Linked DNA regions of Mus musculus: regions 2 and 3 are each linked to region 1. A link is a loop called in an ENCODE intact Hi-C map of the cell type or tissue named here. Cell type or tissue: left cerebral cortex. All regions are shown on one strand.

What was found. Peaks named below come from ENCODE experiments on the same cell type or tissue, not always from the same donor. Only the 100,000 strongest peaks of a DNase experiment are listed, where the experiment ranks them.
Region 2: it touches region 1 in a loop (2.9-fold over the local background); 5 of 42 quality-filtered maps call a loop at or near these places.
Region 3: a loop joins it to region 1, with 2.4 times the contacts of the local background. A loop is called at or near these places in 5 of 42 quality-filtered maps.

The regions. Positions count from the first base shown.
Region 1 is chr6:71,906,845-71,914,844 of GRCm38, reverse strand. Ptcd3 (pentatricopeptide repeat domain 3) reads left to right here and starts at 6,083. Exons shown (of 24, transcript NM_027275.3): 1 at 6,083-6,211; 2 at 6,999-7,051; 3 at 7,156-7,192. The coding sequence starts at 6,105. It overlaps Polr1a (polymerase (RNA) I polypeptide A), which reads right to left and starts at 5,792. Exons shown (of 34, transcript NM_009088.3): 1 at 5,606-5,792; 2 at 1,765-1,969. The coding sequence starts at 5,682. In left cerebral cortex, CTCF peaks have their summits at 4,867 and 5,897; DNase peaks (open chromatin) are centred at 5,729, 6,020 and 6,789; H3K4me3 peaks cover 2,367 bases; H3K27ac peaks cover 1,310 bases.
Region 2 is chr6:72,344,483-72,352,482 of GRCm38, reverse strand. Usp39 (ubiquitin specific peptidase 39) reads left to right here and starts at 7,308. Exons shown (of 13, transcript NM_138592.4): 1 at 7,308-7,598. The coding sequence starts at 7,334. It overlaps 0610030E20Rik (RIKEN cDNA 0610030E20 gene), which reads right to left and starts at 5,166. Exons shown (of 4, transcript NM_026696.1): 1 at 4,968-5,166; 2 at 4,772-4,890; 3 at 3,803-3,954; 4 at 1-3,486. The coding sequence starts at 5,074. The coding sequence ends at 3,364. In left cerebral cortex, a CTCF peak has its summit at 4,670; DNase peaks (open chromatin) are centred at 4,713, 4,803, 5,163, 7,270 and 3 more places; H3K4me3 peaks cover 2,946 bases; H3K27ac peaks cover 2,294 bases.
Region 3 is chr6:72,331,767-72,339,766 of GRCm38, reverse strand. Usp39 (ubiquitin specific peptidase 39) reads left to right here. Exons shown (of 13, transcript NM_138592.4): 4 at 1,238-1,374; 5 at 1,913-2,065; 6 at 3,282-3,507; 7 at 6,580-6,657. Among named protein-coding and RNA genes, the nearest start is that of Usp39, 9.4 kb to the left of the region's middle. In left cerebral cortex, no CTCF peak of the experiment used is centred here; no DNase peak of the experiment used is centred here.

The DNA.
Region 1 (8,000 bases):
CATCTTAAAGCATTCAAATTTGAAACTCATAATAGGATGCGTGGTCTGAGAAAAGAAATGTTTTTTGTTTTACATCAATAAATAGTTATAATACTTAACTAATACAACAGCCTTCTTTAATATGCTAACAGACAAACTATGTCTGTATATGCATCGCAGTCTGAAAAACTCAAAAAGAACTCCTGGGGACTAGGTTACTTGATACTGAACATACACCAGTGCCGTCTAGACAGCAGCTTCATTTGGAAGTTACTGGTCTTCCTTTTGGGGCTTTGCTTCTCCTGCTAAAACGTCACAGTGCAGAGCTATCTGAAAAGCCAGTGGCCTCAGGAGCACCGGATTCCCTCTATTACTAGGGAGGTGACTGCCACAGGGCTTTCTGATGGGCACCCAGCCCTAGACTCAAAAGGTGATAAATCAGTGCATTAAAGCCTGGGTCAGACCCTGAGCCTCGGATAGGTGGGGGGCTCACTAAACCTTTCCCTCTTCCATGAACAGAATCAAGCTGTAGCTTTTCTCAATTGGAATCAGACTGAAATTCTCTGGGTAAGTCTGAAGGGTAAGCTGAAGTTACAGGATAAACATCCCTCATCTGAGACTCTAAAATGCCCAACTTCTTGAGCCCTGATATACAAACAAATTCAACACCTGACTTCATGGTTATGGACTGAAGTAAAGATGTAGGCACATTAGAAATACACATACTTCTCTTCAGGCTGTGTATATGAGTTACATATAAACTATGTTCCATCAGACTGTGTGTATGAGGTATATAAACTATGAATGAATTCTTTGTTTATACTTGGGTTCTGTTGTTAAAGGAAATATTTAAAAAGTTGCCCAGCCATCTCTCCTGCCTGCCGGTGTTCCCGCTCTAGTACCGGTACTGGCAGGCCACAACACTATGTCCCAGCGGGGTCCTGCTCGGCGTGTTCTCCCCGCTGAGCTACTCTCCCAGCTAGCGAGTTCATCTTGCTTCCACACAGCGCCCCACACACCCCACAATCAGCTATCTCAACACCTAGTTACCCGGTAGAAACATGACTCTTAAAACTTAATTATCCAATCAGATTTATATAACAATAAGATCACAATTTACAAGATACCAATACAATAATTTCAGAGCCAATTGATAATGATAAAAGCTACATCCCAATTATTCTAACCTTGTGAAAATCGTAGCTACTTGTGGTGGTTTAAAAACTACTTGGAGCCGGGCGTGGTGGCGCACACCTTTAATCCCAGCACTCGGGAGGCAGAGGCAGGCGGATTTCTGAGTTCGAGGCCAGCCTGGTCTACAAAGTGAGTTCCAGGACAGCCAGGGCTACACAGAGAAACCCTGTCTCAAAAAAACCAAAAAAAAAAAAAAAAAAAAAACTACTCGGGATCAGAATCTTCTTCCTGTTTGTCTGCCTCCATTTTGGCTTCTCTCCTCCTCCTGTTACCTCTCTATCGCTCTCCCCAATTCCTAGCTCCGCCTCCCTTTTCCTGTCCACTCACAGGCCTGCCACTGCCCTAATGTGATTGGACAGGAAAATCCTGCAACATTCCCTTCCTACAATATCACCATTACATAGCTTATAAGCATTCTAAAATCTGAATTTGTAATCAATTTTGACCTCAAGCATTTTGGACAATGGACACTCAGGGTGTACAGTTTCTAGGTCCATAAAGGATCTTTTTTCTAAAGAGACAGGAACAGGAAAGAGGTGATCCCCACAACCTCCTAAGTCCCAAGACCCACATGCCCAGGGCAACACTTACATCAAAGAGGAAAGGGTTGTAGACTGTGAGCGGGAGATCAATGTGGCCCAGGTGTCCAGAGCAGTTGTTGAAGTCCTGCACGCAGGTAGCGCATACTTCTTTGGAATCTGCAGGACCCAAAGCCAAATCATACAGGCCATTTGCTGAAGGGTTTCCCAGGTAGTCCACGTATCGAGGATTTGTAATGGATTTAACACTTAACTTCCTGAGGAGATTAAAGAAAGACCCAGGGAAAGCTCAAGTTATTGACTTCTCTGAGGTTGAAGTGGGAGAGGCAGGTTATAAGCCAGACCTGACTAAAAGCCCAACTTGTTCAATGAAGGAAATGTCAAACAATAACTCCTGTGCACAGAATAACGATTCAAGAAAATGAAACACAAATAAAATCATAAAGAAACAGAACTTACTTGGTGCAAGGTTTCTTCACTTTGTTTAATGGAACTGTCGAATAACTTGCCCTGTACCCACCAAGAGCATGCCACTGTGCCAATGTGACAGTAAACAACAAACACGCAAAATGTGCTCTACCCAACTGTATTTGGGTGTTCATGCAAAGCAACAGTTGGAAAGTCTCCTTATATGTTACATAAATATACTTTTACAAAGCCAATTTTGCCTTTTAAATCTCTCCTAATTTAGAAGTTTGAGGGAAGCCAGGCTGTCCTGAGACTTTCTCAGAGGCAGGCCCTGATGTCCTTGTCAGGGAGTGACAAAGCCATTCTAGGGGAGGAGCCAGTGCCCCAAAGGGGTCAAGGTTGCAGCTTCTTTGGACCCAACCCTTCCCTCTGGGCTATGGTTACCAGTCCTATGGTAGCTGTGTCTGAGGTATCCAGTATTCTCTTTGCCAACATGGTCCAACTTAGATCTCTGTTGACCTTGGCCGCTCCTCCCCCCAATCTATAAATAGTATGTAGATGCTGTACTCCCTAAACTTGCTTGGCATTAGACATAGCTTGTACAAGGCCTCCTGACCCCAGCTTTTATCATCGCAGGTCCTCTTCAGGACCCAGGTCCAGGTTAGAAAAATAAATGTAGGGCAAAGATACCATCCCGATTTTGCACCCTAGGGGGAACAACAACAAATGGTTGAGTTGTGTGGTCAGGTAAACTGACAGCAGTCCACAAAGAACAAAGCTGTGCAGAGCTGGGAGACTCCCAGGGTCAAGGCCACTGTGAACACAGAGGCAGCTCTGCAGCTGTGGCTCACTCTTATCAACATGGTCGGTCACCTTTCTCTGGCTAAGCTAATGTCAACAGACACGTTATCTAACTCAAAGGTGTGTGTGTGTGTGGTCTCTTCCCCCAGCATGGAGTCAGTAATGCTAAACAAGTTACTTAGCTGTCTTGTTAATTTTTGAAAATGCAATGAAATATACATAAAACTTAACATGTTAACCATGTTTAAGAGCGCAGTTCAATGGTACGAAGTACACAACACTGAGCCGAGCGCTGGTGGCAAAGGCCTTTCATCTCAGCATTAAGGAGGCAAAGGCAGGCAGACATCTGGGAGTTCCAGGACAGCCAGAGCTACACAGAGAAACCTTGACTCGAAAAAACAACAAACCAACCAAAAAAAGCCCCAAACCCCCACAACACATACCCTCTCTTTCACAAACTAAAAGGAACTGCCTTTCCACTCTAACACCTGGTTTCTATCAGGCATCTGCTATGTCACCTACATATCACATTTTACCTTTTCTTTCTCCTGCCACTGCCCTAGGTCAGTTCTCCCATCATGTTTTGTCCTTCCTTCCTCTTCCTGTCCACCCTCCAACAGCTGTCAGATCTATTCTGAAGTGAAAATGTAGCCAAGCAAATATCACCCTCACAACCTTCCTAGGAGTCTGCTCTTGGAAAAAGGATACTTTCTATAACCCACAACAGTAGTTCTCTGTCTTCCTAATGCTGCAACCTGCATAATACAGTTGCTTATGTTGTGGTGACCCCCAACTTAAAATTATGTCATCACTACTTTATAACTATAGTTCTGCTTCTTTTATGAATTGCAATGCAAGTGTTTGATATTTGACCCACAAAGAGCTCGGAACTCACAGGTTGAGAACTGCCGTCCTACAAAAGTTTCCCTTGATGAGACAGTGCTGAAAGTTTGGGATCTGGCACTAAACAATTAATGCTCCTTTTAGTCAAGTTAGAACTGGTAGCCTTCCATCTCCTTCGGAGTAAAGGCTATGCCCTTAAAATGACATGGGGGTTGGGGGTGGGGGTTCCTGGTCTCTACCTCACTTTATTCCAGTCACCTTGGCCCCTTGCTGTTCCTAAAAACCACAGGCGGTGAAGGACTTAAATATTCATAGTGCCACTGAATATTCACAAAAGCTCAAAAACATATGAAAAGATGTGTGCATTCTTCAAATCATTGCAAGTCAAAACCACAGTGAGATACCATAACCCATCAGTGTATGATCAAAACAAACACACAAACCAAACACACAGCTAGAAAGGACTTGGAGAAGAGGGAGTCTTTATGTATGATTGATGGGAACATACGATGGTGCTGAAATTATGAAAAACTGAATTAACTTCCTCAAAAGGTTAAAAATGGCATTAATGTCTAAACCAGGAATTCTGAGTCTGGGTGTGTACACACTTTAATAGAAGCCTCATTCACAATTGCCAAAAATTGGAAATAGCCCAAATGTCCATCAGCAGATGAGCTGATGAATCGGCATGTACGCGCGCGCGCACACACACACACATCTATCTATCTATCTATCTATCTATCTATCTATATCATGTTCTATTTACTTAACCCTAAAAAGGAAGGAAGTTCTGATCTATTTATCTATCTATCTATCTATCTATCTATCTATATCATGTTCTATTTACTTAACCCTAAAAAGGAAGGAAGTTCTGATCTATTTATCTATAATTTTGAGGACAGTATGCTAAATGCATTGGCCAGTTACAAGAAGTCGGGGCTGACTGACTCCTTTTACTTGAATAGGGGCCTGAACAGTCAGAATAACTGAAATAGAAAGTAGACAGGTGGTTACCATGCGGCAGGGGCAGGGAAATGAAGACTGACTGATTACATATGGAGATTGCAATGGCAAGATGTGTCCTAGAGGGGGTAGTGCTGATGTTACCAGTGTGGTCTACCTTTTTGTTTGTTTGTTTTTTTATTTTTCGAGACGGGTTTTCTGTGTCCACGAAGCTCTGGAACTGACTCTGTAAGACCAGATTGGCCTCGAACCCACAGAGATCCTCCTGCCTCTGTCTCCTGAATGCTGGGAGGGTTTGTTTTGTTTTGTTTGTTTTTTCAAGACAGGGTTTCTCTGTGTAGTCCTGGCTGTCCTGGAACTCACTCTGTAGACCAGGCTGGCCTCGAACTCAGAAATTCGCCTGCCTCTGCCTCCCAAGTGCTGGGATTAAAGGCGTGCGCCACCACTGCCCGGCAATGCTGGGAGTTTTTAATGCATGTTGAGTTATTAATGGGAGTCTAAGAAGCGTGTATGCTATCGTGATCAAAAAGCATTAGAGAAGAGTCCCCAGGACTTCATAGCCAGGGTCTTGATCCAAGATTTAAAAGTTCATCATCGCTTGGACCAGAGGAGACTAATTAGGAAGTTGATAAGCGTGTGATGTAATGTGATTATAAATGACATAAAACTAGTTGATTAATGAGGAAGATGAACAGATGAAAATGCAGCAAGCGCATTCCTTCCCATTACCAGCAAGCAAGCACTAGGCAGCCAGCCCCCCACCCCCCACCCCGACCCCGCCGCCCCCGGACTGGCTCGGCTCAAAGCCTTCTGGGAATCGTAGTTCCCAGCTCCAACTTCCACAACCCTGTTCTACACGCATCCCACTAACTCCTTACTTGAGCTCTTCGGCCGAATACATTCCGAAGGAAATGCCCTGAAGCCGCCTCCATGGTGTGTGCTTGGAGGCCAGCATCTTCCGAGTCAGTTTTGAGGTCCGTCACTACGAGAGAAGTTCCAGTCAGCCGCAGAGAACGCCACTTGAGTCTTGTAGCGCAGAGCCACCATGTGTTTTTCCACTGCGCTTGCGTGCGAGAACCGCGGCTTGGCAAATTGGCTTGGACGAGTTCATTTTTGCTTTCGGGGTGGGTAAGGAGTGGAAGAAAACTGTCTCAAAACCCTCCTTCAGTTTAAAAGCAAAATTACACAGGAGACTTTAGAACAGCATTTCAAGTAAGTTTATTCGAGGTGAACGATGTGTACTGAGCGTTCCGCTGCTAGTCTAGCCAAACAGGACCTTGTGACCACCCGTTTGGAGATGAGACGTTCCACGCCAGCCCCGCCCCTCGACCCTGGAGGCGGAGGTCGTTCCCGACGTGCTCCGCGAAGAGTCCAAAGATGGCGGCGGCGGCGGTTGCAGCTCGCCGCCTGTCCTTTCGCAGCGGGCTTGTCTTGCTGCAGACCACTCGGGGGACGGGTGTGTGTGAACCGAAGGTCTGTTGCAGGTAAGAAGACCCAGAGTCATTTTGGTCTTGCATTTCCCTGAGAGTCGTGAAAGTAGGTAAGATGCAAAGGCATTTGTATGGTCGAGGCCCGGCCCTCTCAAGGGTAACACGAGGTAGCGTCGTATTTAGTGATCTTTAGATCTGCGAGTTCGGGAATTCTTTCGGAAAATTTTTATTGGTTGGTTGCAATACTATGTATAGCCAAAATTACCCTTTAAACTAGGGCCCTGTTCTCGTGAAGTTTACATTTCCGTGAGTGCCGCTACAAGCCCCTACACAAATTTCTTTATCACCCCCCCCCCTTATTCATTTTAACCCTGCAAAAAAGAAAGGGCAAAGTAACAGATCTTTCACAAATAAAGGGCAGGCTAATATTACCAGTATGGACTGAACGTTATGAGAACCTTCAGCTAAGAATAAGCTAAGACTTTAGTAAAAGCAGAAAGCCTTAAAACGTCTGACCCCATTCTTTCCATCTGGTGGTGTTGCAAATACTTATGTAATTTCTTTGTACATCCTTCATGCAGTGGCCTGGTGGAAATAGGAGGTGGTTTTAAGTCAGTTGTAGAGTGGATAATTAGCTCATACGATGTCTTTGGACCAATACAAAAAAATAAATAAAACTGGGTTACAAGTTTACACTACATCTAAATGCCTCTATAAATGTGGCTCAGAATGTGTGCATGCGGGTGGAGCTGAGTCAGCAGAGCTAGCGGTAGGAGCTGAGCTGAGGCCATCAGGGAGCAGTGCTAACAGTGGGATTTTTGTTGTTTTGTTTTTAATGCAGATTTTATGCTGGAACTGAATCCCTCCCAAAGGTTGAAGGATCAGATATAACAGGTATTTTTAAAACTATGGAAATAGAAGTTTTTAAAAATGAAAAGACATTGTATTTCTTTGTGTTGTTAGAAAATTGTTTATTTTTATTTTTTTTTCTACATAAGGGATTGAAGAAATAGTCATTCCAAAAAAGAAAACATGGTGAGTATTTTGCTATTCACTTACCAGGTGATTGGGTATTTACTGTAAATAAAACATAAGGATTTAAATAGTGCCTAGCACATAGACAAATACCATGTTAGCTGTTATTTTTTAAGTCTTGTTATATAATTTTATGTGTAAACTATACATTTAATTTATAAGTGAACTATTAGGTGTACTTTTGTTTCATTTGGAGTGGCTATTTGATATCATTGTATAAATATGATTAGATTCATTTGTTTCCCTGCATAAGAATAGGAACAGTGGCTGACCATGGTACCATACTCCTTTAGTCTCAGGAGGCAGAGGCACAGGGATCTCTGCATAGTAGGACTAGTGTACCTACTGAGTTCATACAGTAATGCCCTGTCTTTAGAAACAAGAATAGGGATGAGAGAGCACTGGAGCTAAGAGTAGGGACTGGGTTACCTGTGAATACAGCATTCCAGCGTACGCCCCTTTGCACACCTCTATATCCAGAAAAACGACAAGAAATGCAACAGGAAGAGTATTTACAATGTGCTACAATCTAGTTGTCACCTGCCTGTGTTGTATCTTATAGTCCTATATGTATGCAATTTTACCCGTATAGATAGACAGAATTTAGGTATATATTGAGTGTTGTTTTGTAGTGACATACTCCTGTAGTCCTAGCACTCAGGGCAGAAGTTGGAGGATTGTCACGAGTCCCAGGCCAGCCAGCCACTTATTTAAAATTTCCCTTTTTCCTATTGGTAGTTCTTGTGAGATGTATTAGGTAAAGAGTGCAGGAAGGCAGGATGTAATATGATTGTTGATTATGGTGATA
Region 2 (8,000 bases), 440 kb before region 1:
ATTCTCATCATATACACTTATATATCTTTTCCCTTCTTGCTCCACACTCTTCAAAGTCATTCATGCTTGTCAGTGGGGTACAACCCCAGTTTTTATCATTATTCTTGCACAGCCCAAACCCCCTTGCAAAACCAATTCTCTCTTATAAATAATATATACTCAGTTCAGGAATCACAAAACTGTAAAATACAGGCTTAATTCTAGTTAAGAACTGAGGGGAAAAAACCATTCCAGAGAGAGAAGAGAGAGAGGGGAGAGAGAGAAGAGGAGAAGGAAGAGAAGAGAGAGAGAGGAGAGAGAGGAGAGGAGAGGAGAGGAGAGGAGAGGAGAGGAGAGAGAGAGAGAGAGAGAGAGAGAGAGAGAGAGAGAGAGAGAGAGAGAGAAAGAAAGAAAGAAAGAAAGAAAGAAAGAAAGAAAGAAAGAAAGAAAGAAAGAAAGAAATGGGGGTAGGGGTTTGAGACAGGGTCTCTCTACATAGTCCTGGTTGTCTGGAACTTGCTTTGTAGATAAGGCTGGCCTCAAACTAAAAGACCTTCCTGCCTCTGGGACATGGGGCAAACCTTTTATCTCAGCCTTTCAAATGCTGGGATTACTGGCATGTACCGTCATACCTGTAGCCCAGTCTCCCTTGCCCCCATCTCCCCCCCCCCCACACACACACAAAAGACAGATAAGAACTTATCTATTCAAATGAATGTTGATTCTGAGGCAGTTTGTAGTTAAGTCCTGCCTACTGTGCAAAAACACTGGGCAGTTCTGAGAACTCACTATGGCCCGTGAGTTTTGAAATAGGTTAAGAGACATCTATCTGGAAGCAGGTCTGCCAAATAAACTGGCCAGTATTATTACAGACCCCAGAATAGGCCAGCAGAGCAATCAAGCTAAGCCATAAGGCTGAGGGCAGCCCCAAGAGGCATTTTAGGGAGGAGGCCTAGAAACATCAGCTCTAACAGGCTGGCTCAGAATGACCACTCTTCATTTAGGCACAGGCTTGGGGCTTTAGGTAGTCATACAGGATAAACTAGCAAGAATCAAGAGAGCTTTCTTAGCTAGAAAATCTTTCATACACACTGATAAGCAAAGTGCTTCTGGAAAAAGAACTTAGAGAAGTTTCCACCAGTCTCCTATCTGAGGTCTTTGAGGACCACATAAACACATAAAAGGCCTCTGCAGAACACTTTGTTCATCTAGCTATTCCTTCATCAAGAAGTGGGAATAACGGCAAATTTGTAGGTGTCGGGTCCTCAGATTCTTCAGGTGTTTTTTGGTTCAATAACAGAATCAGGATATAGGAAGCACAGCTCTAAGAACACAGACCCCCAAAAAGTTCCAATGTTCTTTGTCCCGACCAGCGTTCCAGTGAATCCTGTGTTTCAAGTCAGAATATGGACTGATTAACTGGAGACTATAGTGACTTGCAGGATGAAGAGCATGGAGTTTGGCAGACCCTCCTTCACCCGGGAGGCTCTGATGGTATCTAACCATGTAAGTCCACAGGCACTTACAGCACTAGTGCACAAGTACAGGATGAAGGCTTTTCCCTTTGACAGCATCCTGGGATTAGGACTGACAATGCTTAAGGCACTGAACCCTGAGACCAGCTCTCCTGGTTTAGAGCATTCAGGTCTCCGGCCACCTCTAGAACCAGGCCCTTCTAACTTACCACCTAACTCAAGTCCCAGAGTTCTGGCATGGCAAGCTGTGACTCACTGTTTTAATGGCGTAAAGCAGATGGCCAACTATATTACATGTTTTCAGCAGAGTGGGATAAAACACAGGAGGGATCGCAAGTGTCCCTGAAGAGAAAGCTACTGAACTCATACAGTCAGAATGATCTTGAAATCCTAGAAGACAAAGCCCTGGGGTAGGAGGTTTGGTTGTGGGCAGTCTCAGGGCTTGTAGGCTGTTTTATGATTCATGTTTCAAGATGCTGAAGTTAGGTTCCTATGTCAGGAAATCGTAGGTGCACCTGAATTCTGTGAACAGGATGTCTTGTGGACTTCAGACCTTAGCCTAAGCTTGTGTTGAAAAACATGTCCCCCGTTGGAAAAATGCTATGTCTGGGGATCTTTACCCAAAGGACCTAAGTTACATTTATTTAGTTTTTTCTTGAGACAGCTTAGGTTGGTCTTTAACTTGCAGCAGTCCTCATACTTTGGCCTCTTTCATGCTGGGGTTAAAGTGTGTCTCATCAGGCTCAGACATATTCTTGGGAGGTAGGAAAGAAAGCATGGGGCAGAGAAAGGGCCATTTCACTTCCTCTGTGATGTTCTTCACAACTCTCTCTTTTTTGCAACTAGAGCCCTCCTGCCCCAGAACAATTATAGCTATTGTCAACTCTCTCAACTTCATTCATTCAAGATTGCTAAACTACAATTGAAGAGTTACTTTTAAGACTGCTTTGATAATTCCCCTTTAGTCTGAGCAGAAGGTAGTTGCTTTACAGCTAGATGGTGAATTTGGTAAGCCTAGCCAAGGCGGGTTCATCTTCTTCTTCTTCTTCTTTTTTTGTTTTGTTTTGAGATAGGCTCTCTCAACCACTGTCTGTCCTGGAACTAGATGTGTTGATATGACCAGGCTGGCTTTGAACTCACAGAGATCTACCCATCTCTACCTCCTGAGTCCTGAGTACTGGGACTAAAGGCATGTGCCACCACGAGTAGCAGGACAGGTTTTTCAACTAAGGACTGCAGCTTAGCTCAGCATCTTCTTCCTGGGTCTCCTACGTAGACAGTTTTAAGCAGTGAGGCCTATGAGGAGCTTGGGCAAGCCACAAAAGGGGAAGGACATGTGCTTCCAAAGAGGCCTCAAAACCAAAGCTCTCCTGTTTATTGGCATCAGAAGTACTTGGAGACCTTGTTAGGAAGGCAGGCTCCCAGAAGTCCCATGCTAAATTCCTGAGTGGCAGAGAAACAGTCATGCTGGGGGTGGGGGACATAGATTCTACCTAAGGCAAAAAGATAGGAGAAAGGAAAAGTGACAGCTGAAAACAGGCCTAGGCAAAGATGAGTGGAAGAAAGCAGAAACATGAAGGGGCCTGACAAACGACCTCATCAAGACAGCACCACACAGGCAAAAGCTTCAGAAAGCCTGGCTCTCCCTAAAGTCTCTGCTCCCAAAACACCAAGTTAGCCAAAGCTGTCATAAAATTCCAGAATGTTAGGTTAGATGAATGAGACAAGAAAAATGGCTGCTGAGAGACAGGTCAGATGTGGTCCTGCAAGACCTTTGTGGATACAGCAGCTTAGAGAAGGAGGACAGGCTCCCTGAAGATCACATGGACTCATCCTGACACCCCCCAAACTAGGGGTGAGCTCCTTGGGCAAAATTCTGCCAAGTGCAGTGAATCCTGCCTCCGCCCCGTCAGTGCCGGCTCTGGCGTTTTGCAAGTTCCTCCTGGATTCGCGATCTGAGGGCCTCCCGCATGGCTGGATCCAGAGGTGTGTGTGCTGATACTGCCTCACTCACCCTTCCAGGATCATCGTCCTACGTGGAGGAAGAGTCAGGAAGCTCAGAGCCTGGTTCTCCCTCAAACAAGTGCTGCTCTGTTCCTAGACAGCACGCTCACAGAACTGTTTGGCTTAAGGCTTCTGTTTCTCAGGAGTCCCCTGTAACAGTGATTCTCAACTGAGGGTCACAAGTTTTCCCTGTTCCCCCAACTAGGAATCTCTATGTGCTGAGACTATCTGCTGGGAAGACATATTTTCCCACTGGCCCTGAGATTAACAGCGGTTCAGGAACTGGTGGTAGTTTCCGTCATGGCCCAGGACGGTCACGCTGCAGCTGTTTCCAAAAGGCGTACCTGATAGACAATAACTGAAGTGACCTCGCCACTGTCCGCCTCATAGTCTAAACAGAAGAGCTGGCGGCCAGGAGGCTCTAGCTCGGAGCTTCCACTACTGCTGCTTTCACTGGCTTCCTCACAGTCTGGGTTCACGGGGTGGGTGGAGCCATCTGTAAGGGCAAACCAGAGTGAGAGGGAAGAGGGGGTATGCTGCTAAAACCCCTGCCCACAGAAATGATCAGAAAAACAGCACCAAGAAAGCCTCCAAGCTTCCAACAGACCCTGGGTGTGTATGTGTGTGTGTGTGTGTTATGTATGTAGCTGTCAATCAGGATTTTAACTTCTTCCCTCCACTCCAGCACAATCTGTTAAAAAGTAAGTATAAGCTGCATATGTCTCCTGCAAATATCACTGGAAGCTGCTGAAAGGATGGACAGAGCTCTGCCTCAGTTCAAATCCAGGCTCTGCCATTTACTAGGTCTGTGATGTTGGACACCTTATTCACCTCTCTGGCTAGGGAAACAGACATAAGAGTCCTCAGCTTAACAGCGTCCTACGGACTCAATAATGTACTCAAGATCTAACCCCTCTGTAAAGAACAGCCCACAAACTTAGTGTCATATGTTAGTCAACATGAGTTCATGGTCACAGAAAGCCCAAGAAAAGGCCATTTACTGGGTTTGTTTCATTTTATGTACTGATCTTTCTTTTCTTTTCTTTTTTTTTAAATCCCTGCCACACTTTCTCTTCCAGGTGGCAGAAATATTAAAACCCAGCCTGATAGATCACACTGGTGGACAGCGTTTCCTGGCCGGGTCCCAGCTACCTTATATAACAGTGCAGTTTAACTGGGGTCACTGGCCCAGGGGGCGCTGCTATTGATGCAGTGGCTGCTGTAAGGGCCAGGTGGGCAGGAGCCCTGACGCAGAGAGAGGGGCTTGCCCGGGGGCGGGACCGCGGGCGGGCGGGCGACAGGCGGCGGCTCACCTCGGTGGCGCGGCAGGTACACTTGTAGGTCTGGCTTGCGGGGCCGCGTGGGCGCGGGCGTGTGGCGCCTCCTCGCCTTCTCCTTGGCCGCCTGCTTCACCTTCTTGTCGTAGTCGTCCCTGCGGGGAGCCGAGCGGGAGTCAGGCGCTGTCACCCGGCCGAATCGGGCCGGGCCGGGCCTGGGGCGGGGCGGTACCGATCGAGCTGGTTCCGACGGATGTGGTGTACGAAGCCGTGGCTCATGTCCAGACGCCCGCCGGGCTTGCAGCACAACCCCGGCCCGTGATCCTGGGCCGCCTCCATTCGTATGCTGGGTACAGAACCGCCGTAACCGCCACAACTGCCGCGGAATTAGGGCCTTCGGCTGCGGACCATGACTTCCGGCCGCCGACCTCGGCTTCCGGCTCCGATGCCCTTTTTCCGGTTGCGTAGGGCCAGGCGCAGCGGAGCAGAGATGCTTTCGAAATTTGAGAACCTTCATCTGTGAGCGCCCGTAGAGCTGGAGGTCCTCTTACTTTGTGGTATCACCTGAACGAAAGAAGGAGTATATATAGCTAATACCAGGAAATTATTTTTAAAAATTCGAGTCATCCACGAATACTGAAAATGCATTCTATTAGTCTAGAGATGTTGACTTTCTTTTCCTAGCCCTTTAGTATAATAAACTTCACTATGAGATCATATGCGTGTGTCTATGTGTTGTGTGTATCTACTTTGCTCCTGTCTTTAAAGCTAGATTCTGCTCATGAGAAATATTTTGTCATCTCCATCACCTCTGCTCCATCTTCTTTTAGACCCCCTCCTTGCCTCCTATAGTTCTCTCCCCTTCTCTCCCCTCTTACACACACACACACACACACACACACACACACACACACATACACACTTAAAATCTAGGTCCTACATATGGGAAAAACATGCAATATTGGTGATTACTCTTTCTAAATTATACTGAATTCGCTTAACATCTTTAGGTTCACCATTTCCCTACAAATGACATTTCTTTATGGCAGAATTAAAGAAGACATGTTAATATATGCCACTTGGTTGACTCTTTAATCTAAATGTGCCTAGGTTTCCTTAATTTTGTTTTTGTAGTGTGTGTGTATAGGCAAGAGGACGACACTGGGTGCTCTTGTCTGTATTCTCTACCTGTTCCTTTGAGATAGGGCCTCTCACTTAACCTGTAATTCAGCTGACAGCCACCAAGCCCTAGTGGTCCTCCTGTCTCCATTTCCCACATGGCTAGGACTATAGGCATGAGCCCACTGTCAGCTTTTTCCACGGGTGCTGGAGTTTTGGACTCATGCTTGGACAGTAAGCTTTCTCACCAATTGAGCCAATCTCCTCCGTTTGTTTGCTTATTAGTGGACATACTAAAAACATCTGTCTCTGATAGGCAATGAGGCAGACAAGTGCTCACGTAGGTAAGTTTTCCCCACCCATACCCAGTCCCTATTTCAGCCACATTGGAGCTGCACTGCTGGTGTCCAGACCACTTGCTTAACTGACCATGAGAGGAACCAAGGCTTTTGAGGGTCTAATAGTGCATAGCCTTCTCTTGTTTCTTTCCTTCTGGCATGTAGCCTAGGATAGTCTTGAATTAACTATGTAGCTCAGTTGGCCTTAAACTTTGGGATTTGTTTTGCCTGATCCTGAGAGTATAGCTTTCCAAGTTTTCAGTTTAAAATGTAAACATCAGAAACTTATTAGAGCAGTGACAGAATCAAGTGCATCTGCTTGATGGAATTGTTATATTGAAAGTAAAGGAACAGACTGCCTTACCCTAGACGTGAATGAGACCTGGTCAGAAAGAGGAAACACCGACTCATACTTGAACATAAAATTCTAGGAAATGTAGTCACTATTGTGGTTTGGGTGGGATTCCACGTGGGCACAGGACATTTCTGGGGTGAGACAAGTTTCTTCTCTTGAATCTGTAAGTGTTCATACATCGCAATTTAGCAAATTAGACACATCAAACGTGTACTATCTTGTATATCAATTATACTTCGATGGAACTGTTCAAATAGGCAGGGACTAAGGCATGACTCAGTGGTAAGGCTGAATTTGAAGTTTTATTAGCTAAACAATAAATGCGCCTTAGCAGAGTATTTGCAAACTCATTTCAAGAGCCCTTTAAATATGATACTAATTGAAGTTCCCAGGTACAAGCCTGAATGAAGGAGTTAATTTGGGAATACTGACTCCTTTTCCTGTGTAGGTCATCAGTCCCTGATCAGGGGACATCTCTGGATCGTCGTTTCGAGACACAAATTGTCCTGAAGCTATCTCGGGTGGAGTGCTAGCTTCCTTTTCCCTAAAATGAAAGTAGCCTGTGAAAGGTTCCTATTTAAGCCGTGAAGAGATGTTGGACAAGGACACAATATGTTCGAAACTATCTCGGTTGGGCCAGCAGCGCTTATAACGTTTTATAAGCCTGTATTGTCCCTCACAGCGACTCGTAGCGCGCTGCGTTTCTATGAGGCCATCTCGACTTCTGATTGGCTGCTTGCTGCCCGTGCTCGGCGCCGGCGCGGAAGCTCCTAACTGGTGGTGGCGATGTCTAGCCGGTCCAAGCGGCAGTCCCATGGTTCCACCCGCGGGAAGCGTGAGTCCGAGTCTCGTGGCAGCTCGGGTCGCATCAAGAAGGAGCGAGACCGTGAGAAGGAGCCCGAGGCGGCGAGCTCCCGGGGTAGCCCGGTCCGCGTGAAGCGGGAGGCCGAGCCGGCTGCGCGAGAGGTCCCGGCGCCCGCGCTCCCGGTCGTGCGGGTGAAGCGTGAGCGCGAGGCCGATGAAGACTCGGAGCCCGAGCGGGAGGTGCGAGGTGCGCGGGGCCGGGCCGGGCGCGTCCTCTTCCTTCGCCTGCTTTCTTCTTTCTCCTCCTATATTTTTAAAGACGGGTCTCAGGAACTTGAAGTTGTAACCAGAGATGGCCTTAGACTCTTGCTTCCCCTTCTTGAAGTCTGAGATGCCCAGTTTTTGTCTGCTTTTTACTTTTCCTTTCTTCTGCCTCCCTGACCAGGCTTGAATCCAGCAGGCTGGATTGCCTGTCATAATACATCACAGCATCTCCCTATTCACGTATAGCCTACGTGGGTCAGGTGCTCTACTGACGACTGTACAGATGGACCCTTCTCCGTTCCCCCCCACCCCCCACAAATTCCTAAGAGTCAGAGTCATGTTGTAATTTTTGGAATAAGACCATTAGTTGAGTCCCAGTGCACTC
Region 3 (8,000 bases), 420 kb before region 1:
CCTCCCTCCCATCCTTCCTTTTGGTATTGGTATTGTTCAAACATGCTAACAAGTACTTCACCACTGAGCTGCATCCCCAGCCCCTGGGTTTCCAAGGCTGTGTTTTCTGTGTTTATAGTGTTATCGTTTTGAGATGGAGCCTGAGTACATAGGCCAGCCTTCCTTGAACTTGAGTCTGCTCCTCAGATTTTCTCATGCTTAACAATACTTACTCAGTTCTTTCTGAATGTAGTATTTTCCCTCATTTAGATCAAGGGAGTAGTGAGGATATTCATAGTATACTGATGATGTGAAAAAGAGAAGCCACATTCTTTGTAGGGAGCTTTTATGAAGTCAAGGTTGCATATGAAACAATCAGAAAAATCCCACAAGAGCATCATGATTTCTGGTAGACTCTATAGCAGAGTTTACAGATGAGGACAAAAAGTAGCGAAACATATTGAGGTCAGTTTTGTCCCTTTGATATTTTTGAGACAGTACCTCAATATGGAACCCTGATTGGCCTAGCACTCGCTCTATTGGCCTTCCTGGCTTGAGCTTATCAGCTCTCCTGTCCCTTGTCCACTGAGTGCTGGTGTTATACGAGTTGCCACCATGTCTGTTTCCAAAGTCAGTTACTAAGGATTTACTACATTTAAATGTTGTTATTTCTATATATGTATGTGTATATTTGTGGGTGCCTTTGTGTGCTTGTGTAGATGTCGGGACAGTATGTGGGAGTTAGTTCTTTTTCTACCTTTTCTAACCATGTGGGTCCAGGGGTCAAACTCAGGTCATTAGGCTTAGTGTCAAGTGCCCTTACTGAACTTTTTTGCCATCAAGTAAGTAAGTAAGTAACGTGTGTGTGTGATAGACCAGGTCTTGATCCTCCTGTGTGTGTGTGTGTGTGTGTGTGTGTGTGTGTGTAGACCAAGTCTTGATCCTCCTGTCACCTTCCTAAAGCAGGTGTGTGTCACCCTGCCCAGCATGTATTTGTATATTTACTTATCAAATAATGTACTTTTGGCTGTTCCTAGTTTTTGATACATGTGAAAAGTTGGTTTATGTGTATGCTTTATATTGAAACTGATTCCCCTAACTTATATCTTAATGTTCTTTCTGGCTCTCTTTGTGAGAGAAGTTTGTGTGATGATTAATTTCATGGGAGGCATAAGACTTGGTTTCTACTTTTAACATGGTAAACCTGATTTGTGCTTTTCTAGGCCTTTCTCTCATAGCCTTTTCCCTGTCCCCACAGGCCGGGGCTTAAAGTCTCATGCCTACATCCACAGTGTCCAGTTCAGCCACCATGTCTTCCTCAACCTCCACACTCTCAAGTTTTACTGCCTTCCTGACAACTATGAAATCATTGATTCCTCGCTGGAGGATATCACGGTACGTGTCCCAGGTTGCTGTGAGGGCCACGTTGCTTTGTGAGCTATCCCAAGGATCCCTGGAAAGTGCCCTCCCTACAAGAGGGAGTATTTAGAGTGAGAGCAAAAAGGTGAAATAAATTCAAGATTTCAAAGTAAGTTCTTGATGGTAATTCTGTGACCAGGAAGATTCCATTCCTGCCCACACAGTCCAGGTGTGTGTGGGGGGCCTTGGAATCCTGGTGCCAACGGAGAAGGAGGTGCTCCCATTTTTGAGCTAGATACATATGACACCTCACTGGAAACTCGGACTCGTAGTCCTTAGGATCCTGTGGTTTCTAACAGTCATTGGTCATGGAGTTGACCAAGGTATAGGGCTGAAGACAGACCTGGAATTCAGTGATTCAGGGTTAGACATGAAACTGTAGATTGGAGGACTTACTCTGTTACCTTGATTTTCATCCCTAAGGCTGGGCATTGTTAATTTTGGTAGAAATTGCTATTCTGGACATATCTTGGAGTTTTCTTACAACAACTTAGAGTTTTCTTTTTCTTGGCAGTATGTGTTGAAGCCTACTTTCACAAAGCAGCAAATTGCAAACTTGGATAAGCAAGCCAAATTGTCCCGGGCATATGATGGCACCACTTACCTGCCAGGGATCGTGGGACTGAACAACATAAAAGCCAACGACTATGCAAATGCTGTGCTGCAGGTAGGCTCAGGAAGGCCACTGGGGAGGAAGACTGGAAGCCGTGTAAAGGCCGCCAGGGAATCCTGCTCTCTTAGTGCAGGCAGAAGGTCTGTCTGAGGGCGCCACTTAGCATTTGTTCTGCAACCAGCAGAACGCTCCCGTCTGTCTGGTCAAGGTGGTGGCTGCCATATGCTGAGGGATTTTTTCAGGCTCTAGGTTATGGCTCCTGAAGTTTCCAGGTAACAACAGGTGGACTCTGTTACTCCGCAATGCCAAAATTAAACATGCTGCTTGTATTTCTTTCTCTCCCTCTTCCCCTCCTTCCCTTCCTCCTTTCTTCCTTCCTTTCTGTGTGCATGTATGTACTATGTGGGCATGTACATGTGAGAGTGCAGGTACCTGTGGAGTCCAAAGAAAGGTGTCGGGTCCCCTGGAGCTGGAGTTAAAGGCAGTTCTGAGCTGCCAGACATGGATCCTGGAGGTCCTTTGCAAGAGCAGAATGCAGCCCTGAATACAGTTTTTTTTTTTTTTTTTTTTTTGGGTTTTTCGAGACAGGGTTTTTCTGTATAACCCTGGCTGTCCTGGAACTCACTTTGTAGACCAGGCTGGCCTCTAACTTAAATCCCTGCCTCTGCCTCCCGAGTGCTGGGATTAAAGGTGTGCGCCATCATTCCCGGTGACTGTTTGCTTTTTTGTTTGTTTATTTGGTTGGTTCTGTGGTCTTGTTTTTGTTTTTAAGCTAGGCTGGCCTGTACTCACTACATTGTCCAGCCTGGCTTCATACTTGTGGTAGTTCTCCTGTCTCAGCCTCCCAAGTGCTGGGATTCCAGAGTTGCACTGCCTTTCTTTTAAAGTCCTTTTTGGTGTACATGTTCACTAAGGTTGGCAGCCTTTGTTTTGTGTGACTTAGTGAAGGACATTTTACTGAGCTCTGAGCTCTGGCATCATTTTCAGAGGGTCAGTTTCTTTTGGACTTTTTTTGTTTGTTTTGAGATAGGGTTTCTCTGTATAGCCCTGGCTGTCCTGGAACTCACTCTGTAGACCAGGCTGGCTTTGAACTCAGAAATCTACCTGCCTCTGCATCCCAAGTGCTGGGATTAAAGGCGTGCGCCACCACTGCCTTGAGCTTTTGGACTTTTTAAGGACATCCTAGGCCCATCCCAGGCTTTGTTTGAATGGTAGCTAGAACAGCTTGGTCTCAAGGGGCTTTGTGTTAACTGGAGTGCTTGATCTCCAGGCTCTATCTAATGTCCCTCCTCTTCGGAACTACTTCCTGGAGGAAGACAATTACAAGAACATCAAGCGTCCTCCGGGGGACATCATGTTCTTGTTGGTTCAGCGTTTTGGAGAGCTGATGAGAAAGCTCTGGAACCCCCGAAACTTCAAGGCGCATGTCTCTCCTCATGAGATGCTTCAGGCTGTCGTACTTTGCAGCAAGAAGACTTTCCAAATTACCAAACAAGGTGAGAGACAAGTCACCCTCCTCTCTGACTTACAGACAGCATATCAAGACTGCCGAACACATTCATTTCCACTTTGCAGCGAATCCTGATAGAGCTGAAGGGACTGGTCCATGGATAGTGGATTAGGCTCTTCATTCTTCTCTGATCAGTGGGTCCTGTGCAGAGAAACCAAAGAGATTGCAGCTGAGTGAAGACAAACTGTTTCCTTTGGCAGATGGTGGTATTGCTTGTGGGAGAACTGGGGCAAGAGCGTGTTGTTGGTGAGCAGCTGCCACCTGTGCTGTGTTCCCCACCTGTGGCATGTTCCCCACTGGATGCTCAGGGAACTGTTGGCTCACTCTCATCTCTCAGAGTCCAGTTCTGACTGCTACGAGTGAAGTCTCGGGGTCTTATGCAGCACCATAGCACATCCATTTGTTCATCCTTTTGTGTTTGAGACAAGGACTCACTCTGGAACCCTGACTGTTCTGGAGCTCACTGTGTGGACCAGGCTGGCCTCAAACTCAAACTCTGCCTGTCTCTGTCTCCCTAGTACTGGGTCATCCTACACTTTCCTTTTCTTGCTGAGTTTTAGAGCTGTGGTGATAAGGAATATGATTATTCTAGGAGCTCCCTGGCTAAATGGGGAGGGTAATTGTTTAAGAAGGTAGTCAGAGTGTGTTAAGTGCTGTGATAAGAGAATGCAGAGTCGCCTCCTCGTGGGAGCATCTGGGAAGAGTCCTGAGTGGTAGAAGAGAAGGAGGTGGGTCGGTAATAGGCATGCCAGGCAGGCAGTCATGGAGGTGCCAGTGTATAGTTTGGCATGCACAAAAGTGTCTGGCACAGAGAGTAAGTAATCATACCTCGTCATATCTCGGATTCCATGGTCAGTGGAGAGCCAAGGTGCTAGCTGGGAAGGAGGATTTTTCAGTTTATGTGTCTTTGCAAAAAGATTGGATTATATTTTAACAAGGTTGAGAATCAGTTGACACAAAAGTGTGATGTCAGATCTGTGTTTGAGAAACATTATTCTGAGCTGGGCATGGTGGTACATGTGCGTAGTCCCAGCACCTTGGAGGTGGAGACAGGAGTCCAAGTCACCTTTAGCTACATGAGGTCTTTTCCCCAAAGTCCAAAAACAAAATAAAAACTCCATTATTCTGATAAATTACTTAAATAGAGGGAAAGTCTAGTGGCTTGCTTTTTAAAAAATGTATTATTTTATGTGTGTAAGTGTTTTGCCTGTATGTATAAGTCTGTGTACAATATGGATGCCTGGTACCTGAAGATCCAGAAGAGGGTGTCAGATTCCTCACAAACTGGAATTATAGACAGTTGTTAGCTACCATGTGGGTACTAGGAAACCTGGGTCCCCGTGAAAGAGCAGCAAGTGCTTTAAAGTGCTGAGCCATCTCTCCAGCCATCTCTACTCCACACACCTTTTGTTCCCTCCCTCCCTCCCTCCCTCCCTTTCTTCTTCATTCTTTCTTCTTTCTTCCTCTTCTTCCTCCTTCCTTTAAAAAAAAAAAAAAGATAGGGTCTTACTGCAGCCCTGGCTGTCCTAGAACTTACCATGTAAACCAGATCAGACAAGCCTGGAACTCACAGAGCCACCAGTTTCTGCATCCTTCATGCTGAAAATGAAGGCGTGTGCCACCTTGCTTGTCTAGTAAAGGCTTTCAGAGTCTCAGGTATTTAAGGAAAGGAGCAGTAGACGACGATAAGGAAAGTAGGTACGAAGCTGAGACTCTTGGGGTTTAGGATTTTAGGATACAGAGAGAGAGTCACTTGGGAATAGACAGTGTATATTGATCAGAACCCCATGATTTATCCCCAAATGAGCAGAAGTTACTGAGCCATTTGAGCACAGTGTTTCACCATTTACAACAAGGCCAGCAGCACCTCGTGTGCTAGAACTGTCAGATTCCAACATCTAGACTCATAAGTCATTTTGTTTCTGGACCAACTCTGAGGTTGTTTTGATCTTTAAGATTTGTTTTATTTTTAAATATGTGTATGGGTGGGTGGCTCTGTGCATATTTGTCCAGGTGTCTGTGGATTCCAGAGGGTGTTGAATCCCCTGCAGCTGGGGTCACAGGCAGTGGTGAGCAGTCCACTGTGGATGCTGGGAACTGAACTCAGGTCCTCGTACAAGCAATGGGCTGTTTCATTTCTATGCCAAGGCTGCAACAAGCTACGGTATTTTTGTAGAGTTTATTTTGTGTGCCATGGAAGGTTGTATCTGTCAGCCTTCCCTTTAGCTTTTGACAGCTTTGCAGAGTTAAAGCTTAATTGGTTAGAGAGTTGCAGAAAAACCTTAACCCTAAGAATAAACTTCCGCTTACCTAGTTTCTTCTGTCAGAGCACAGTTTGTGTTGTCAGTGAAGCACAGTTTTCTCCAGTGTCTGAGACCTGGGTATTGTCATTTGCTTAGATGTATGTGGTGTTTATGTAGAAGTTTTTGCTGTGGTCATTGTAATTAAATAGTGGTGTGGGGGAGTGGAGGGAAGTAATTTTGTAGAGTTGTCAGGCCTTTGGAATCAGGTTGATGAAGTTAAAGAAGACTATAAAGTCTTAGAGATTTTAACTAGATGAGCAGAGAGACAGACATTTAGTAGCCATTATCCCAGAAATAATTGAGAGGCAGGCAGTTAGTCTCTTCTTAGGCACTCTTATCATGGGCCAGGAATGTTGCTTGTTCCCAGGATCCTTTGTTCCACAGTGTATGTAGATGCCTTTTCAATACTAGCACCAGCAGTCACTTTCCTGAAACACTAGAGTCTTTGTAAGATAGGGAAGGGAGGAAGTCAGAGCTGCTTTGGAGACGTGGATGTTACAAGGTCTTCCTTCCTTCATTGCTGTCACAGGGTGATGAAATACGTTCTGGGACAATGACAGGGTCACCAAAGTACCTTGAGAGAGAGTGAAGACTGAAGTCCTTGAGGAGGGCGGGCGTTTGTGGTCAGGTAGAGGAGGGTGCACGGAGTCTGGGATGTGTGACTAGTGGCTGGAGAGGATGAGGAGGCCAGCCAGTACATGCTGGGTTCCTTCCTGCCTCTGAGCTGCAGTATGTTCCTCTCCCTTTTTTCCCAGGGGATGGAGTTGACTTCCTGTCTTGGTTTCTGAATGCTCTGCACTCTGCTCTGGGAGGCACCAAGAAGAAGAAAAAGAGTAAGTAATGATGCTTGGCAAAGGAGCCCTATTTTCTTCTCAAAATTTTTTTTTTTTTTTTTTTTGGTTTTGGGGTTTTTTTCGAGACAGGGTCTCTCTTTGTAGCCCTGGCTGTCCTGGAACTCACTTTGTAGACCAGGCTGGCCCTGAACTCAGAAATCAGCCTGCCTCTGCCTCCCAAGTGCTGGGATTAAAGGCATGCGCCACCATCGCCCGGCGTCTCAAAATTTTTTTACAACTTCTCTCTCTCTCTTTTTTCTGAGACAGGGTTTCTCTATGTGACATTGGCTGTCCTGGAACTCTGTAGACTAACTAGGTTGGCCTCAGGATCTGCCTGACTCTACCTCCTGAGTTCTGGGATTGAAGGTGTGCGCCACCACTGCCCAGCTTGTCCTTTTCATTCTTAGCTTTGGGGTTGGGGAGCAGTGAGGGTTAGCATGTAGTACACTACCTTCCTTATTTGGAGACAGAGTCCTGCCCAGCCCAAGCTATCCTGGAACAAAGGTTCCTCCTTTCTTAGTTTCCTCTGCTCAAATGACTTTGAACTCCTGATCCTTCTGTTTCTACCTCCCAAATGTTGGGGTTACAGGTGTGTGCCACTAGGCTGTATAGGCCTGCATAGATCTTGCTCTGTGTTTTGTTCTCAGCCTGGTTTTTCCTAGTTTGTTTTGATTGATTGATTGATTGATTGATTGATTGATTGATTTGTTTATTTATCTTTGAAATACAGTCTTGCTTCGTAGCCTAGACTGACTTCGAATTTATGATCCTCCTGACCCAGCCTCCCAAATACTAAGATTACAAATATAACCACCATGCTCCGCCCCAGTGGTATTTTAAGCAGAAATACCTGGAGGATATTATGTTAAGTGAAGTAAGCCAGACCAAAGTCTTGACTGTGTTATCACTCCAGAAGTGGTCTTCCATCAGCAGAGTAGAATCCTGGTTACCAGAGGCCTGAGGCTACATGGGCTCAGATAAAGGAGTTAGCAGAAAGAGGAGCTCTCAAATTTCTTGACTGAGTACAGTAACAGTGGTGACAGCCACTAACTGTATACTTCAGTGTAGCTGATAGGATTTTTAATGTTTTGAGCACAAGGAATGATACATGTTCAGAGATGGATATGCCAGTTAGCCTCAGCTAGTCTTCATTGCACTCTGTGTGCATTTATTGAAATAGCACTCTGTTCCATTAATAGTTTTGACTATCAATTAAAGTCCCTCACCTGCTCAGATTAAAGTTTTTTTTTTGTTTGTTTTTTTGTTTCCAAGACAGGGTTTCTCTATGTTGCCCTGACTGTCCTAGAACTCACTTTGTAGACCAGGCTGGCCTTGAACTCAGA